3 separate regions of the Mus musculus genome follow, and regions 1 and 2 are each linked to region 3. Evidence: chromatin loops called from intact Hi-C (ENCODE). Cell type or tissue: left cerebral cortex. All regions are shown on one strand. Each heading gives the region's core, and the rest is flanking DNA. Links, peaks and the distances in the headings are about the cores only. Region 1 has its middle 47 kb from the start of 4930519H02Rik. Region 2 has its middle 34 kb from the start of 4930519H02Rik. Region 3 holds the start of Cacna2d1 (calcium channel, voltage-dependent, alpha2/delta subunit 1).

Region 1 (11,557 bases), core at 2,401-6,400, 95 kb after region 3:
AGGGAATTGGGGGATGAGTGGGACTTGGGTATAAGATGTGAAACTCTCAAAGAATCATTAAAGCATTTTTTTAAAAATAGATAATTTGGGCTGGAGAGATAACTCAGAGTTTAGGAGCACTGGCTGCTCTTCCAGAGGTCCTGAGTTAAATTCCCAGCAACCACATGGTGGCTCACAACCATCTATAATTAAATCCTCTTTTGTCCTGCAGGTGTCCATGCAGACAGAACACTGTATACATAACAAATAAATAAATCTTTTTAAAAAAAATTTTAAAGTTAAAAAAGAAGAAAGAAAAGTCAAACCGTGGATGTCATTTCCATCAGAGAATAATCATTGCTATGCCTCTTTCAGATTCAGCTTTGTTGCTAACTTTTGTTTTTGTTTGTTTGTTTGATTGATTGATTGATTGATTGATTGATTGATTTTTGGGCAGAGTCTCACTACGCAGCTTAGGCTGACCTTGAAGCCAGACTTGAGATCTTCCTGCTTCTGCCCCCAGAGTGCTTAGTTACAGGCATGACTACATCCAGCTCTCTAAAATCCTTTTATGAGGAGGTTCCAAATTTGAACATAGAAAAATATTCTGACCTGGAAAGTACTTGCCTAGGGAAATGTATTTGTTGGGGGAGGAGAGAGGACAGAGAGCCAAGGGAGTATACTGGGCACCGAGTGTGCAGCTAGGCGCTCTGGGCCAACAGTCTGGTCTACTTGCTGCCAAGAGTGTCCGTGACTCTTGTCAGAGCTCTGAAATACTACTGACTTTTCAGCGCATCACATTTTGACATCTCTCAGCATTAAGTGGGGCTCATAGCTTCACAATTCGCCTAAAGTGCCTCTGATTCAAAATCAATTCTTTGCGGGGTTATAGATGGGATAGCCTGTGGGTGCCAAGACAATCCCTCAAGTCAAAGGAGCACGGGATTGTTTGACAATATCTGGATTAAATATTGTGGTTATGGACTCATTTCTTTCACATTTAAGCCCGAGCCAGTTTCAGCTCAAACACTTGCCAGAAGTTACCAGAGCTGCTCTGTACTTCTAAGACGTGGACATGTCCATTCTGGGAACCTGGTCAGTATAAGAGGATAAAAGATTTTACTTTTCCCTCAAATATCGCAATCAACAGACTTCCCTATCTGCTTCTCTTGTTTAGTGCCCCCCCCCCCCTTCTCCATTAACTTCCCCACATCCCTCTCCCCGCCCACCCCGCGTTTACAATGAACCAGAGCATGGACCACAGGACTGTGGCATATCACCCTCCTCTCAGATAATAAAGGGGGTTTGGAAAATCACTTCTCAGAGACCCCTCAGATAACTGGGTCAGATTTCTTCCATGACATTTGCCTTTCTTTCTTCTCTTGAAAGTAGTCTTGAAAGTGGCATTCTGTAATTTCTCTTCTGACTGCTTTCACACTGAAGCAGTAGCAGTTATTATTGAGCGAGCGTGAAGAAGCATTCACGACATAAAAAATTAGGAAGGTATAAAAATATTTTTTTTCTAACTGAATGGGACAGTCATGAGTGACTTCCATATTGCTGCTGCTCCATCACAGAATCAGGATGACAAACATTTACACATCTTGGTACTTCCCACGTAGGACACTGTCCTTGCCTCACAAGCTCCTAAGGCTTCGTCTTGCCTTGCCTGCTCCTCGGGCTTCTGCTGGTTTTGCAGCCTTTGCGGGAATATCCCACATCTTCCAAGTCCTTCTGCTGAGCTTTCCCAGGTGGTCTCATCCATTCTTTTGATTTCAAAGACCACAAAGTGCTGATGATGGACCTGCATTTCCATTTGTATCCCAGAGGTCTCTGCAGAACTCCAGATCATGGGGCAAATGTTAACTCCAACTCCACTGGAAGGGTATGAGGGTATGGGGTCCCACTGAAGTTAGATTTTTCTCTACCTCCTACAAATAAGATTACTTTGTACTCTTCCCTAAACCAGTAAATATGTTTCTATCTTATCTTTATCCACATACAAAGCTTGATCCCCCTTAGCTGCTGACACGGTTGCTTAGCAAAGCCTCAGTTCTTATTCATCACACACCTACCTTTTGGGATAAAATTTTAAATAGGTCCACACCAAATAGCATATTTTTAAAGCATCACTACCTGAACTAAGCTGCCATCATCTTTAGACTTCTAACTAGCCATACTGTTTTAAATGACTATTTCTTTATATCCATCTATTTCAGTGGAACTCCCAGCCCTAACACTCCTGGACTACACCAGGCTTTTGCCCTACCTAGAATTTCTACATGAGCTTACTATTTTTCAGCCTTTATCACTGACTCCTGAGTAGGTCTCCTGAATACAGCATACTCTTACTCTCCTCCAATCTTTATAAATGTAAAGAAGAGATTTTCAAAAGAATTACAAAGCCAATATCTTGTCTTCAAAAGTTGTAAAACATACACAAAACAGCTCTCTATAGGTGGCAGAATTTTTAAAGGAGATATTTAAATTTTCATTTGAATATTTAAATGTATTCTTGGATCACTACAATGAACATCTAATAATGAAATCTCAAAGCACTTCAAAATATGTTTTTGTCAAGTGGAGTTAAGTAACCACATGACTTGCAAGCTTTTTGCTTCTTCTTGTTCTGTATAATGATAGTGTTATCTCCAATATCCCCATTGTTCTAATAGTCTTTTGTCAACCATTACCCTCTCTCTCTCTCTCTCTCTCTCTCTTCCTCTCTCTCTTTCTCTCTCTCTCACACATTTTGTACATAGTAGTGAGAATTTAAAGAGCCAATATTTGAGGTCTGAAGTTGTGTTTCAAGATTTTATATTCAAGTTATATTAATATGGCAGATTAGTATAAATTTACCTTGAATAAAGTTGTGTCTGTGGGGTGGCAATGATAGTGACCGTAAGTAACTCTGTTGAAGATGTCCTAAGTATCAGATGCCATCATAAGCAGAGTCATATTCAAGCATGCCCACGTGGGAGTGATTTTATTTCTGCTGCCTTTAACGTAAAGAAACAAGTACACAAGAAAATTGAATAAGAAAGCAAGCAATTAGCAGCAGATCACGTAAGAGATCAGTGATTTGAATTCGCAATGAGGTGCTCTCCATTTTGATATTGAACATTTACACTTTTCTTACAAAAATAAAAGAAACAAAAATGAAAAACACAAACAACAAATAACAACATCAACAACAACAGCAAAACTCCACCACTCATCCCTTTGATAACACAGCCTCCAGACAATGGAAATTAGGAAATCCAAACCAACAATTAGGTAGTGGAAGGGTCTGTCAGAGGAACTGTTCCCACATGATACCAGATAGCTAATACCCGAATTTCTCCAAGGCTTGTCAAGAAATTGCTGGTTTAAGAGGCAAACATCAACAAGGCTTATCTTTTCTAACACGTCCATCCTCTTCTACAACTTAGCTGGGTTTTTCAATGAGTTTTTTTCCTACACAGCAGATTATTCATGTTCAAAATGAATGCTTGTGATTTATTTTTCTCTGAGGCAACCTTCAGCTCGGCTGTAAGAAACTATTTTACAACTGTGTGTATATGTGTAAGTATACATACAGCAACGCTGTACCCCTGTTGGAGGCTTGAGAACTGGTTTTGCAATAGCATACTGAACAAACATATAGAAATTTAGTAAGGTCTAGGTACACATCAGTAGGGATATGAAAAGGGTCATGGGGACACTGATGTCCTAAGGTAGACCGTTCAACATTGCCCACTAATATTACTAAATTATAAACAACACCCTGGCCTTAGATGGCCCCTGCCTTTGAAAAAAAGACAAGAAAGACAGTATGATTTTTCTGTGTACCTGTTCATCTTAGACAAAATTCCAAGAGGCTGACTCCTAATAGCTCCAAGGAGAAAGTTGGATGTCCAGAGCTCATTATGTTATTGGTGGTCTAGCATCCTTCGCAGAATGCTGAGCATAATGACCTCTGAGAGCTGGGGCACTGCTTAGCTATTCGTCCTTAGGCTGGTGTTTGACACCATTTTATTAAGTATACTGTGTTAACTATGCTTGCCTCTGGGAATTTATAAAACTTTCACTTGGTTTTCTTAAAGTTTAAAAACGAGGAAATAGAACGGTATGAAGAATACAGCTCATTTAACAATCTTGGCTGCCTTTGAACTCCTCGTGACTCGCCCCCGCCCCCACCCCCACCCCCCATTTTGAGACCATGGGCTTGTACCGTAAAGATGCCTATTTCCTAAGAAGAAAATACAAATTACCAAAGAGAAATAATATAACCACGAAAAATCCCTGAAGGAATCTGAGAAATGTGCTGTAAAAATTCAACTACACAGAACAAGGGTTGTTTCTTGTTCATAGGTACAGGAACTGACCTGTTGAAGTGGTTTCCAAGGTTGGTCTCTGGACGCATCTTAAGGCGCAGGCTATAGTTTTGGCGCCATCTGGTGGATCTTAGCTCGGTGTCTAAACCGCAAGGAATTCAAATTTTTGTGGCTGAGTAGAGGCCAGAGACACGGAAAGGACGTTTTGGAACCTCTCCAAAATTGACAACTATTTCATTGCCTCAGGAAGGAAGTTTGTCCAGGAAAACGTTGGAGATGAAAGTATCCACTCTTCCTTTCTCTTCCTTTCTCCTGTTGTCTTAACTGATAGAATGCGGGAGTACAAGAGCCAATTCAATGGATGGCATCACAGAATGCACACACACACACACACACACACACACACACACACACGCACGCACGCACGCGCGCGCACACACACACACACACACACACACACACACACACACACACACACACACACTAAGCTGAACGTTGCCTCAGAAAAAAAAAATTAAGTCAGAAACATTCATTTTGAACATGAAAAATCTACTATCTAGAAATTCTGTCTGTCCATCCTTAAAGTCTTTGTTGAATCCTGATCCTGGAATCCAGTGTTGGAGTTCCCTCCACCTTTATCTTTAGTTTCGTTTAGTTTCTCTATCTTTAGTTAACTTTGCAGCTGACCATGCAGGTTGCCATTGGTCAACCTGGTGTTGTTTTAAGCTTCTACTGGACATGTCTTCCCTTTCGTGCCCATCCTTTTGTGCCTTTTTGCCCTTTGTTCTTACGCTCTTCAGCTTATTCATTATATCCCCTTTTTTTAATCACTTCTGGCTTCTCCTCACCATGAGTGGCTGCTGATAAGAGTGGTAGTTTAGACTCGGTTATCTATTTTCACATATATAGCCTTTACACTTTGTAAATTCCATGAAGAGACTGAATTGATTTTTGTGCTGTTGTATGTTTTCAAGGACATGTAGAGAAGTAAACACGATAGTTTAGGTAGTTGCTTTAACAGTAAATTCAGTTTAGTTTTAGTAAAACAAAGTACCATCGACTTCATCCTATTTGAGAGCAAGCCACTGAGTTCTCTTTCCTCTGTGAGTGGAAGGCCGGTGCTTCTCCAAAGCCCAGATGCAACGGCCTGAACTCCCAAGGAGATGGCAATGGAGATAATACTTTGAGACTGTTGAGAAGTACTTAAATTCAGACGAGGTTTGAGAGTGGACCCCTCATGATGTGGTAGTGATTATAAGAAATGAGATGGATGGTGATTCCCTGAGAAGTTCTTTTATTGTTGAGAATTGTTTTTACTATCCTGGGTGTTTTGTTATTCCACATGAAGTTGAGAATTGCTCTTTCCATGTCTGTGAAGAATTGTGTTGACGTTTTGATGAGGATTGCATTGAATCCCTAGATTGCTTCTGGTAAGATGGCCATTTTTACTATGTTAATCCTACCAATCCATGAGCATGGGAGATCTTTCCATCTTCTGAAGTCTTTGATTTATTTCCTCGGGGACCTGAAGTTCTTGTCATACAAATCTTTCACTTGCTCAGTTAGTGTTACACCAAGATATTTTATATTATTTGTGAGTATTGTGAAGGGTGTTGTGCTTGTAGACAGGAGCATAGCATGGCTGGCCTTTGAGTGGCTCTACCAGTAGCTGATTGACACAGATGCCATTATTTACCGCCAACCATTGTGACTGAGGTCAGGGACCTCTATGGAAGAGTTAGGGGAAGGACTGAAGGAGCTAAAGCGGATGGCAAATCTCATTGGAAGAACAACAATATCAACTAACTTGGAGCCTGCACAGTTCCCAGGGCTAAGCTACCAATCAGAGAGCATACATTGGCTGGGCCATGGCCCCCACTGCATATGTAGCAAAGGACTGCATTGTTTGGCCTCAGTGGGAAAGGATGCACTTAATCCTGTAGAAACTTGATGCTGTAGGGAAAGGGTGAGATGGCAGTGGGTGGGTGGGGAAGCAACCCCTCAGAAGCAAAGGGGAGGGAAGATGATGTGAAGAACTTGGGAAGGGGGACCAAGAAGGGGGACAATATTTGGAATGTAAATAAATAATTAATAATAATAAATAAAAATTTAAAAATGACAGTGTATTATCCTATGACTGTATTCTGTCATAAGATAACCACAATTACCATTATGGTCATAAATTATAAATTATCTATCTATCTATCTATCTATCTATCTATCTATCTATCTATCTATCTATCTATCTATCTATCTATCCATCCATCTTTCTTCCCATTTATATCTATCATCTACCATCTATCTATTTGTCTGTCTGTCTGTCTGTCTGTCTTTTTGTCTGTCCATCCATCCATCCATCCATCCATCCACCCATCTATCTATCTACCTATCTCTCACATCACAGGAAGAAGGCAGCCATCTACAAGCTCAGAGGAGAGCAGTCACTAGAACACAATCAAGACTACCGGATGCTAGAACCTTTATCCCAAATCTCCACCTTCCAGAAGTTTGGATGTGTGTGTGTGTGTGGGGGGGGGGGGGTCTGCTATTTCATTTGTCTTGAAGATCGTATTTATTATAGTATCTGAAGATGACACAGTTTGTTCTTTCACAGGCCTCTCAAGTGGTTTGTATCATTTATTTGCTGGAAGATCAACATTTTTATTCTTTCTGCAAATAATTATCTTTCACAATATTTGTGAAACTCCCATAATCCTTTTAATAAGGCATGGATTTTGTGATACTATTCTCTTGATCTCTACTCTACTAAACACCATAGCTCTTTTGCAGATATCTGTTATCTACAAATTGAATCTATGGTTTGCCTGGACAAACAAACAAATAATAAAAAAGCACTAGTAGCCCTCTTCACTCCATTCCATTAAAAATACAGACTAATTGCCACGCATGCACACTCCAGTGAAGTCTGCTTGGCAGGCCGAGAGGCCTGGGAGCACTCACAAGGCAAAGAGTTTCAAAAGGAACTCACCTCCTGGAGCTTTGGCGTTCTCATAACTCATATATTCATACCCTATCCCCGCGTTAGTCTGGTGTATGGATCCACTTGCTCTCTTTTAGTATTATCTTATTATAAGTGCCTTTTAGGATTGAATTCTGACATAGTTAAGCCTTCGCCAGTGTTCCAACGTCCTAGAAAGTCCTTGAGCTGACCATGGGCTTGGAATTCAATGTTGCCTATTCAGTGACATTCAGAATTGCCTCTGGTATTACACTATCACTTAGAATAAAAGCCAAGTTGCTCCCATATACAGGAATTTACAATGGTTTAGGAAGTAGATCAGGCTGTGGTTTTAGAGTATTGCATTATTCATGAGAAGGTTAGCTAGAGTGGAACTCCCTAATTAGAACCATGATTTGGGTGTGAAAGCCCTTGCCCCGGGAGTGTAAAGACCTCACACCTGGCTTCTAAGACTATAGCTGACCTTAGATAGAGCTGACTTTGTCTCAGTTGTTTTATTGCCCAGTTCCTGCCAGTCTTTGTGTTTTCATTCCTCTGTTTTGTGTAAGAGTTATTAAGCATCCAGTAACCTCATTTGTACCTTTCCATGTGTCACCTAACTTCCCTATTTTCTTCTGTATAAGAACTTTGAAGCTCAATTTGACAAACTATATTCAGATTCTACACAATCTCGCGTGTTGGTCTGTCTGTCTTTCACTGACTCTTTGCCCACCTGTGACCAGAGACCTGTTCCATGCAGAAAAAGGGACCCAGAGGGTCTGCGGTAACTAATCATAAAACAAAGGCATCTAGGACATGGTAAAATTGCATGCTACATAGTCATACCCAAGAGTCCTGAAAAATACATTCCTTAGATGATAGGGGTTAATTTCTAATTTAAAGACTCTTTTTATTTTACCTTTGCTATGATTCTTTATCATTTCTATGCCAAATTTTTCTTTTGTAATATTAAAACATTGTAATGTATATTCTATATTGTGTCATGGGGTAGCCATAATAATCAAGATGTCATTATAATCATGAATAATTTACATTGCTACATTTCACAATGGAAATGTGTCCTAATAAAGATGTTTTTAATGTGTTTTTGTTGTTTCACAAACATCATAGAGTGCCCTTATACATATTAAGATCGCTATAATTTCAGAACTGATATGATCTTACATGACCAATTTGAGCTTTTGTATCCCTGAAAGCCAAAGGTTGCTATTAATTTTTATTATTATACATTTTCTTTTATTTGACAAGTCAAACTCAAAGTAATTTGCCCAAGTGAGAGAAGGGTAAATGTTGGAGTAAAATTGGAAACCTGAGTTCTCTATTTCCAAATTCCATGTTCTTCCTATGTGCCAAGCTATTTGCTTGAATGCAAAGTCAGTAATGCATCTCTGTTTCCATGGTAGCCTCTCACTTAAATGCTTGGTTTATATCAGGTTATTCTTTCTGAAGTGATACAAATACATTGCACACATGACTGCTTCCAAAAATCAGTTTGATTTAGAAAAGCATTCCTTAGTACTAACATGTGAGCTCCCTGCTGCTTTTCTTCCCACCGTCACTATCCTTTGAAAATAGAGACTCCCCAAATCATGGGGGAAATGCCAAGATCACTATTAGGGAATATTGATGACAGACATTAAAGAAAGTAAAACTGAGTTACCTCTATAGTATGATCCTGATTTTTGTTTTCTAACTCTATAAAGGATTGGGAGCATTGGAGATTGTAAGGGACACCTAAAGAGTAATTATGTGACCTGTTAATCATCAGTTTAGGGTAGGCCTAATTCTATCCTGACTACTGAAGAATCATGCTATATTTTGTTGATCTCTTGAGGTCTACGTTCTTCTTAGCAAAATATCTAGCACATGTGCTGTGGATTAAGGAGTTGGGAGGCTAAGTTCCATAAAACTATAAAAAGTATGTATTTTATCTTCATTTTAACACAATGTTGATAGTATCCAGTGGCATTGTTTCTGGTTATTCTCATTACCTCATATCTCTATAGTTTACTAGAATAAAACAATGAACCAACTCTGTATCCATTAACAATGCTGAGATTTTAAAAAATTCTAGATTATGGTTTCCATTTCTTTTACTACAGGGCCTCATACAGATGAGGGTGGCCTCAAATTCATTATGTAGCCAAAGATAGCCCTACTTTCTGATTCTCCTCCCTCTTCTTGCCTATCACTGGATCTAAGGTGTGTATGGTTTAGGGAGTGCCCTTAGTGAAATCCAGGAAGCATCATGCATATAGGCAAACTGTCTCCCAGGTGAACTACATAGCCAATCTTGGTTTTAAAAATGTTTTAGTATTACTTTTTTTTAATTTTTAATTTTTTTATTGGATTTTTTCTTTTTTTAATTAATATTTTTTATTACATATTTTCCTCAATTACATTTCCAATGCTATCCCAAAAGTCCCCCATACCCTCCCCCCCACTTCCCTACCCACTCATTTCCATTTTTTTTTTTTTTTTGGCCCTGGCGTTCCCCTTGTTTTAGTATTACTAAAGCAATGATATAAATTATGTTAAACCTTCAGCTTTGATTTTAAAAACATACTTATATTAGATAATTTCACCCATTTAAAAGGCATTTACTGATTATTTGCTGGTCCTTGTTGCTGAGAAAAAAGTAAGACTTTTTCTCAATCATAATAGAGTTTATATTTTGTTTGCATTTCTGCATACTTGTTTACATAAATAAAACACAAGTGTACTTTTTAAAATAATAGCTTGCCATTAATAGGTCAAAATTGACTTTTAACTTTTGTCTAAACTCCCCTTGACAACACTAACTCCCACAAGCATAACAAAGCAATAGATATGTTTGGCAGAGCAACTATTTATGTCCTGCCTTCTGCGTTGCCAGGGTGATTGTAGCAATATTGAAAACATTGGAGGTGGTTGTTACTGGCAAGGATCCTGGTTTTTAGTCCAAATGGAAGGTCTGTAAAAAGTAAAATGTAGGCTGGAATGTAGGCAGTAGACTGGCTATGGCTTTATGTAAACTGGATGAATGGAGTTGGTGATTAACAGCTGTGCATTATATTCTTAGAAAGGTAATGACCATGGGCAATATTTTCTCACTGACATTTTAAAATTATAAAACTGTGATGATCACATCCAATATTTAGGGACGATTTTGAACAACTAAAACACTATGATGGTATTCTTTCAGAAGTTGGCGCTTGTTTTATCCATAACTTTTCTCATTTCTTTAGAAGGAAAATAATTCAGAAGGTACACTGAGCTTGCAAGACCAGCTTGAAATGAGAAGTCGAATTCTGCACAGTGTAAGTGCAACTTCTGAAGGATTTCTAAAAACACATTGATCATCTACCTTAAAGGGAATATATGATTACAGACTAACCTGGAAGGAGACAGTTCTCTGTGAGGTCTGCCAAATTTTCTGTCTCTGTCGAAAGGACCACGTTACCTTAGATGCTAGAAACTGAGGGTTAGTGATCAGTGGCATTTTCTTTCTTTCCACCTTAATTCAGTCCCTCTTAAATCCATATTAACTAACAAACAATCATAGGATTAAATAAGTGGTATACATGGAGCAGTCTTATCAAACCTCTCACCGTTTGGTATAATATGGTACTTGACAGCCCCCCTGGCCATTTGTGTGTGTGTGTGTGTGTGTGTGTGTGTGTGTGAGAGAGAGAGAGAGAGAGAGAGAGAGAGAGAGAGAGAGGTAGAGAGAGGTAGAGAGAGGTAGAGAGAGAGAGGTAGAGAGAGAGAGAGAGGGAGAGAGAGAGAGGGGGGGAAAGAGAGAGGGGAGGGAGAGGGAGAGGGGGAGAGGGGGAGAGAGAGAGAAAGAAACTAGATATTGAGACACACTCACAGGCAGCCAGAAAGTCTCCTTTCAGTGCTCATGTTTCCAACTGTTTTAACTGGTTTTTAAATTACCTAGTCCTCAGTTAAATCACTATGCTCAAAACCCTGAAGTAGTCGTAGTTTTAGTTTCCTGCCTCAAACTTTATCTCATGCATATCATATGCCCTCCTTTGCTTAAACTATACAATTCTGACTTGCTCTTAGAGAAAGGTATTCACATCATTAGCATAATATCAGTGAATCTGTTTAATGGTAAATACCTTACAATTCTTTACAGTAAGTCTATTTCTTTCCATACAGTTTGCTCAGCTCTTAAACATTCATGTTTTTATAATCTAGTATATCTAGCCACACACTAATATTATCTTGCTTTTCTATTTTCTCAAACTTGTTTTCCAAAATCTGTCTTTCTTCTTGTTTTCATGTCTCCCTTAAC
Region 2 (4,000 bases), core at 1-4,000, 83 kb after region 3:
AGCCAAGAGTTCTACATCTGGATCAGCAGGTACCAGGAAGAGAGAGCTACACTGGGCCTGGCTTGAGTGTCTTAAGACTTTGAAGTCCACTCACAGTGACACACTTCCTCCAACATGGTCACACTCCTAATAGTGCTACTCCCTGGTGACCAAGTGTTCAAATCTACTAGCCTAGGAAATTCGTATTCAAATCACTACATACATGCAATGAAATATTCCAGATACATGTTATTGCGTGGTAAGGGAAAAGAAGTAAGGATAGACACTAAGGTTAAGCTTTATTTTGTTAGTCTATTTCTGTGGAGTAAGGTCTGAACCCATGACCTTGCACATGCTGGGCTCGCACTGTACCATTGGGCTATATTATCAGATCTCTAAACATTGTTGATAATCACCAGAAGTAACATCAGCCTCAACAACAAGAAAAGTGTAATATAAGTACAGCATAAGGAAGCATAGAAAACTGAAACGTCTAAGTTTTGTACAGAAATAAGAAATACATAAAGTCAGGAAGAATATTGGAATGCTGGTAGATGGCTTAATTTCAATTTTATGGTTATAGTGTTAAGGTACTTTGGATTCATTCATATAAACAGGTACATATATGAACATTGTTCTAAAAGTTTGGTTATATCCTTTAAATCTGAGCCTTTCTTCACATAAAATCTTTGTCATTTATATTTTATTGAATACCTTTTTGGAAACCAAGCTCTCCTTGACAAAATAATTTTTATTCCATACAAAGTAAATTAATTTTAGGATTTGAAATAATAATTTATGCTGGTATTGATGTCATTACAAACACTACACTGAATTGTTAATAATGACCCTTGTTGACTTGAGTAGCGACCATAAAATGTAGAAAAGAATATTTTAACCCTGGAGTCCTATTGTGATGTCCTCACCTCAAATATTAAAAATAAATGTATCATGCAGGTGCAAGAAAGACTTATTGTTTTCATTCTCAAAAAGTCTTATTAGATAGAGTTGTTCCTCAAAATGTGTGTGTGTGTGTGTGTGTGTGTGTGTACCTAGAAGGCACCTCAAAGGACAGAATGCCATTGGCAAATAAATAGACATTGCCAATGCACCCAGTTTTGAAAAAGAAATTTTAGTGAGGGGCATTAATTCATGATAGTTTTATTTGTCATAAAATACAGTTGACATAAAGGAACTCTGTCAGCTTTTAAAATAGGAAGGATGGAATGACACCAGAGTGACGTAACAGTAGACGCGAATGCACCTAACATGACCAGCTTTTTTTTTTCTCTAACTGACAGGAAAAACAAGGCAACTCAGACTAGGAAAACAACTCTCAATGACCAGTACATGCATATTTTAAATTCCCCTTTTCATTACATACAACTGCAGTGTTATCCTGGTGGAAGCTCTCTTGTTGATGAGACATTTTATTTTGGGCACATTATATGCAGCGTTGTTCCTGACAGATTGTTTTTCAGCACCTCTGAATGCAAATAGAATCCATCCACAGTTTGCTCTTACATACTTCTTGCAAAGTCATTAAGAGTGAGTGGCAGTGGCCAGAGACACCTTTGCTTTGCAATGGATAGTCAATGAAACAATGTGGGTAGGTCATTTAATATAGTTGTAATCGATCGCTGCTGTTGCCTTTCTGGCCAAGCTGTTGTGCAGGAACAGATTTTTAATTAAATAAATAGCTGGGTCGGCAGGCAGGTGCGCCTGGGCAAGCAACCTGCCCTGGGATGTGGTTTGCAGTGGTTGCTTGGCAACATAGCATAGACAGTCTCCGAACAACAGCTGCACCCTCTGTTAGCAGCTAGCAGATGCTCACACCTCAGAGAATGGCGTCAGAAATAATGATTTGTGAATAATAGCTCACAGAGCTCTCTAATAAATGGGGGAGGGGGGAAGCTTGAGTAATAAAGGTCAGAGATATTTTAGCCTGTTATGGGGCATGTGAATTTGCATTCAGCAAAGTAACCAGATGAAAAAGACAAAAAAAAAAAAAAAAAAAAAGCACTCCTATACCTTACAAAAAGAGAGAAAATGAATATATAATCTATAAGCAAAAAGTGAAGATGCTTTTGTATATATTGCTTCATTTAATTCTTTCAATAGACATCAATGCTAACTGTTAGTATAGCAAGCATGCTACTTGGTTTCAAGGAATTTAAATCACTTATAAATATAAAGTTCTATGATCAATTTAGTATACAAATTTAAAACTGTGTGGCAAATAGAAACCCAAGACAAAATGTTTTACTTATTATAAGATAAAATATGTGTAATAACTGTTACTACTAGTAACTGGTAGCTGTGTCCGTTTATAACTACATTCTTTGTGCAGTGCCTACGGGATCACGCCAAACGTTGTCATCTGGCTTACTGAAACTAATTAAAAATAAGATAAAATATAGGACTGGAAGCTATGAATCTCTGTTCTAATAAGAATGTGTAATTAAGTTGTGATGAAGCAGAACCTTCTACTATTTTATTCTGATCAGATTATGCCATGCCATGAACATATGGCCCCAACATTCACGTCACTTTTGGTATAAAGTCAGCTAAATGAAATTATTAGAGAATTTACTATATTCATTTTGACAAAACAGAAAATGTGCTTTAACAAATCTAAAAATACAACATTTATATTTTCAAGAAGTTCTATATTTCCAAATCAGTTGCATACCCTAGTTTTTGCCTCTGCCTAACTATCCTCTACACACATGGGTAAGAGGAATGAAGGACTGAATTGGACTGATAAAACCACACAGATGAATTTCTATGTACCTGCCTGTGAGGATAGGGTCAGATTTTCCTGTGTTTGTGACAAATAGAGAGTGTGTCACGGTGAAGTACCTCCACTACATAAACATCGGTACATTTTCTCCCTTTAATAACATCTTCCTAAAACGCAATCTATATGCTTTTTCAAATTTATTTTCAGATAAAACGTATTTTCAAATATTATATGTATGTATAGCGTACTATTTTCCTATGAATGTTTGGATAAAAACTTTATTTTCCCCTTTTAAATACTTAAACCCTCAAGTTAACTAAACAGTGTTTTATAAGTAGTCAACGTGTTTTGAGCTCAGTTCATTTACTAGTTTTTACTTTGTATGTGTCTTTATGTGTGTTCATGCATATTTGGGTGCAAATGTATGTGTGCATGTGTTGAGGGTGAATGTGGAAACCAGAAGCCAGCATGGGTATTGTTCTTTGAGAACTTTCTACTTTGTTTTTGTGAGACAGCGTGTTTCATTGGTCCTATGGATCATTGATATGGCTTGACTGACAAGCAAGGGGGGCCCGGGGTAACCTTGCTCTCTACATGGGTTCGGGGGATCAGGCTTGCACAGCCAACATTTGGCCAACTGACTATCTCATACCAAGTGCAGCTCGTCAAAAAGAATACATATTGAAACTCCCAACAACTGAATATATACATGTAATTAATGTAGCATTGAGTTAGTTTCATGGTAAGTAGCTAAAGTGAGTTGAGCATTGTTGAATCAACAACTAAATTGCACACAACCTTTGTTTCTTTTCATAATCATCTCCAGGATGTGAGCGAATTCAATGGATCAGTAACATAAAGTATCCGAGTGTCTCAAAAGAAGTATTTTCAAAGACAATACTTTTTGGACTCATTGCTATAGGTGGTTATGGGAGAACTTTCTCGGGGCCTGTCGAGTTCTGGGGACCAAGCAGAGGCACCGCCTTCTCTCCTGAGAGAGAGAAGCTGGCTTTGTTGTTTAGCCACAACTGCCATTGCTATTAATGATCACTGTCCTCTGGGGGGAGGGGGGGAGAAGGATGTCATCTGAATGCCTTCTGCCTGGGGGATAAAGAAGAAAACTTTTCAAGAGCAAATAAACACTTTCCTTTTTGAAGAAAGCCAAGTTTATTGACTGGACATATTATTGGATTTTAGGAAGAAACCATCCTCTACTAGTATCTATCCCAAATAGAGATTGAAATGCTTAGTAAAAATTTAATTATTTCACTCATTTAC
Region 3 (4,000 bases), core at 1-4,000:
CGGGCGGGGCCGGGCGGACTCTCTAGCGCGTGGCTGCCGCTCCGTGCCACGGCTGCCTCGCCTGCGCCGCCATCAAGGGCGACTGTGGAAACAGAGCTCGGCCAGCCCGCCGGCGCCCGCGCGCTCTGGCTCCCAGCGCTCGCCTCCCTGATTTATCCGCGGTCGCCGAGGAGAGGGCGGGGGCGGGGCGGGGGCGGAGGGGGCGGCGCGGGGACGCGGCGGCTGCGGGGATGGGGGTGGCCGGAGCGGGGCTCCGGCTGCCTTCCCCGGGCGGGTCTCGGGGAGGCGGCTGTGGGTGGGCAGCGGGAGGGCCGGGCGTCAGAGCCGGGCGGGGACGGCCCGGGCGCAGCCCTCCGTACAAGGCAGGGAGGAACTCCCAAAGTCGCCGTCGCCTGCTCCCGCCGCGGGGCGTGCGGAGGCCGAGCGGACGGAGCCCGTAGGTGCTCCCCGAGGGACCACCGGCCGGCCGCGCGTATCTACCGCTCGCGCAGGCTCCTGCCGAGCACTTTGCTCGCCTCCTCCGGGTTATTTTTTGCACAATCTGGCAGGGGCCCCCAAGCCCTTCTCCCAGGCGTAGAATCCGCTGCCTGCCTAAGAATCATGAAGTGATTTAACAACAAATCTAGGAGGGGTTTGTGGTGCTTTAGAAAACGCCGCTGTGGACTCAACCAGGTGGCACTGGTTTTCATGGTGTGCCAGGGGGTTAGGGCCTTTGACAGGGCTCTAACTAATGGTGCCAGCGGCCCTACACCCACGTACAAGTAGACTTGGTTTACCTGGCGGGGGCAGATCCTCAAGGGGCGGACTCTGGGAATCATTGCAGAACAAGCTAGCAGATGCTGTAAGATGTCTTTCCTACTCGTCCATAAGAAGCAAGGCTAGAGGGTGGTTAGTGTTGCAAGGGGCTTTGGCAACATCTTAGCAAGCAACCTTCCAACTGGTTGAAAATTTTCCCGTCCTGACCACTGGACTGCTTTGTGAACAAGCTTGTTGCCTGCTGAATTCACTTTCTCAGTGTGAACACAGAGCGGAGGTTAACATCAGAAACAGGTGGCCCTCTGCAAATTGCATCTGAAATGTGGAGGAAGGGCTGGTTTTACCTCCACTCTGGGGAGAAGCAAGGCTATCTAGGGCCTTCTAGAAAGAGCAAAACAAAACAAAACAAAACCATCGGTCTTCATTTATACCTTCCCTGCCTGGCTCAGGCCACTTTCGAGGACAGACTTGGTGGGCCGCTGCTAGAAAGGCTTCATGGAACAGCCCAAATTCTTAAGCTGCTTGCAGAAGGATATGAAAACACTTTGACATGAAGTCAGAGAATACAGTTCCTGATAAGAAAAAAGACCCTCACACTAAGGCGAAGAGTCTGTAATGATGTTGTGGCTGTAAGATTATTAACCCCTTTTATAGAAGATTGTTAATCGCCCCTTTTATAGACGGGTAGATAGACCTCTACTCATTCGGAATTGATCAGACAAAGAGATGGTGATGATGGGAGTGATTGCCGACCAGCTCACAAATGTATTTGTGATTTTATGATGTTTGGCCAGGTAGGTTAGCTTTCCCGTCCCCCTTATCTCTCCCTTTTCACGACTTATTTGTTTTCTTCATGCCCTCTGCATCTCTATCATGCCCTTTGTTTCCTTCTTCCTACTCTGAGTGGCCTCACAAAGGCACCCCAGAGCGACTTAACTTAGTTTGTTTTGTGCTAGGCACCAGAGCTGCAGGAATGAGGAGGGATGCAGTGGGCTGTAATGGGATTCAGAGCTACAGCTCTGAAGGGTAGTTTACAACTGCAGATACATTTTCTTCCCAAAATTAGACACCCATATAGTCAAATCCACCGTCCTTTACAATTTTTAATGAATCAGAGGCAGATCTTCTCTTGCAATAGAATTAGAACAAGAGAATTAAATGCTCATTGTTGTCTACATAATGTGCTGGTATCCTAATGGGTTGACTATATTAAAATATCGTTATAATATATTATGCCAATTATTTCATTAATGCTTCAGACTCCCTACCATTGTATATTATATATGTATATATTTATATGTATGTATATAATTTTTAGAAGAAAGGATGTATAGAGTAAAAGAATGTAATACAGTCCTTGAGAAGGTAAGTCAGATTTTATTATAAACTTTGTTGGCCTTGAGCCATATCTTAATGTCTTTAGCTCTCTCTTATGATATACTACATTCGCCAATATCTGAAACTATGATAAAGAGATGTTGCTTCTACAATTCTTACTTCGAGGGGTAGGTGTTGTTCAACTGCAAACCTCAGTCTTTTACTTATCAGAGTGAAGTTTAGCTGTTAATTGTTTTTGTTGACAGAAAACTTTTAATGAAGACATTCAAAATGAAGTTTTTAAAAGATGTATCTGTGATTGCTAAAACAAAGCATTCTCCCCAGCATTCGTTATGCTTCTGCTGGATTGACCACATCCTTACACAATGACTTATGTTTTTCTCATCTCAATTGTGGTTTGGGGAGGGGCTCCATAAAGCTCAGATCATAGACTATTAATTTTAATAAAAAATCCCTATATCAACAAAATCTGTCATTTAAGCTAAAATGTTTTCAAATCACAGGGACTGAAGGTAAAAATGACTGCATTATCACCTAAAACCAGATCAAGAAGCCAAAAATTAATGTCTACAATTCATTTAAGCAAAGTCACTTTAATTGGAAAGTAAATTAGTGAATTGATGCAGGATTTTCTTGAATTTCATAATTTCTATGGGAGTTTAAAGACAATACGTGGAGAATATTTTTTATTTAAAACAAATATGATTCATAACTCCTTGTTAACTCTCAATAATTATTCAATATCAATGAGAGATAAAAGAACAGGAAGGTTCAACTGTTCTAGCTCCTTAGAGAATGCTTTCAGGAGAGGAAGAAAGCAACTTCAAATATCATGTCCCTGGAGAATGGGCAAGAAAGTCTGTAGTACATTTTAAGCCTGAGAGGGAGGGAGAGCTCTTTTTCAGTGTTTTAAAAATAAAGTGGCACCAAAAAAGCCTTCACTTAAAAAATGGAAAAAGCAACTATTCTAAATTAAGAAGTAGAGTCAAATGTTTTCTATAAACAAACTAAAATAAACTTTCTTTGACCCAAGGCATATGGATGGATGACAGACAGACAGACAGACAGACAGAGCAGACATTCAGTTTTTATGAGAAAACTGTTTTCTAAGTGGGCACTAAGCACATTAAATGCATTTGCTGCTGTACACTGTTAATTGTCTTTGCTGAATTTATTGCACTCGGCAAAACATCCTCACATCCGTAAATAAGCAACACCCTTTCCTTCCTTCCTTCCTTCCTTCCTTCCTTCCTTCCTTCCTTCCTTCCTTCCTTCCCCCCTTCCTCCCTCCCTTTCCCTCCCTCCCTCCCGCTCCCTGATCTTTAATGCTGTCCTGGAACTCACAATGTGTAGACTAAGCTGGCCCTGAACTCACAGAAATCCACCTGTCTCTGTCTGCCTCTTGAGTCCTGTGATCCACTTAAAGGCATATACTACGACATCCCAATGCAACAATAGCTTCTATATAGTTCTGCTTTAAAACTGCTAATCACATAACTTCATGTTCAGCGTTTTTGTTGTTGTTTTATTTTCCCTATTCCTTACTCGTCACTTTTGTTAATCACAACCACCTTTCAGGACCTATAGAAAATAATGGCCCAAAGCATGACTTTTACTAAAAAGTAAAATAAAGTAAAATAAAATAGAAAAGAAAATCCTACTTTTCTCTAAAATCTAGATCTCATAGAAAGAGCCTTCAATCCATAAACAGAGCTGGAACTGCATATTGTTTCATTCTATTGTCTGAAAGTTACAGCACAATATATAAAGTGCATGTCCACAGGCCTACCTAGGCAAAGCAAGAGGAAGATTCAATTATTTATCCAAACATTCACTAGCAACAGCCAAGCAGTGGGAAGCCGTCAAGAAAAGATAGTAAATATTGAAGTGGTCAACAATACTGACT

What was found. A loop is a pair of places that touch in the nucleus more often than their neighbours do. Peaks named below come from ENCODE experiments on the same cell type or tissue, not always from the same donor. Only the 100,000 strongest peaks of a DNase experiment are listed, where the experiment ranks them.
Region 1: a loop joins it to region 3, with 4 times the contacts of the local background. A loop is called at or near these places in 8 of 42 quality-filtered maps.
Region 2: a loop joins it to region 3, with 3.0 times the contacts of the local background. A loop is called at or near these places in 8 of 42 quality-filtered maps.

Annotation. Positions count from the first base shown.
Region 1 is chr5:15,831,179-15,842,735 of GRCm38, reverse strand. No RefSeq gene overlaps it. Among named protein-coding and RNA genes, the nearest start is that of 4930519H02Rik, 47 kb to the left of the region's middle. In left cerebral cortex, for the core only: a CTCF peak has its summit at 4,419 (motif pointing left); a DNase peak (open chromatin) is centred at 4,420.
Region 2 is chr5:15,848,077-15,852,076 of GRCm38, reverse strand. It overlaps the pseudogene Gm52852. Among named protein-coding and RNA genes, the nearest start is that of 4930519H02Rik, 34 kb to the left of the region's middle. In left cerebral cortex, for the core only: no CTCF peak of the experiment used is centred there; DNase peaks (open chromatin) are centred at 1,492 and 1,667; H3K4me3 peaks cover 463 bases.
Region 3 is chr5:15,930,866-15,934,865 of GRCm38, reverse strand. It overlaps Cacna2d1 (calcium channel, voltage-dependent, alpha2/delta subunit 1), which reads right to left and starts at 175. Exons shown (of 39, transcript NM_001110844.1): 1 at 1-175. It overlaps Gm3510 (a long non-coding RNA gene), which reads left to right and starts at 603. Exons shown (of 2, transcript XR_003955870.1): 1 at 603-4,000. In left cerebral cortex, for the core only: no CTCF peak of the experiment used is centred there; DNase peaks (open chromatin) are centred at 41, 727 and 1,668; H3K4me3 peaks cover 1,931 bases; H3K27ac peaks cover 1,685 bases.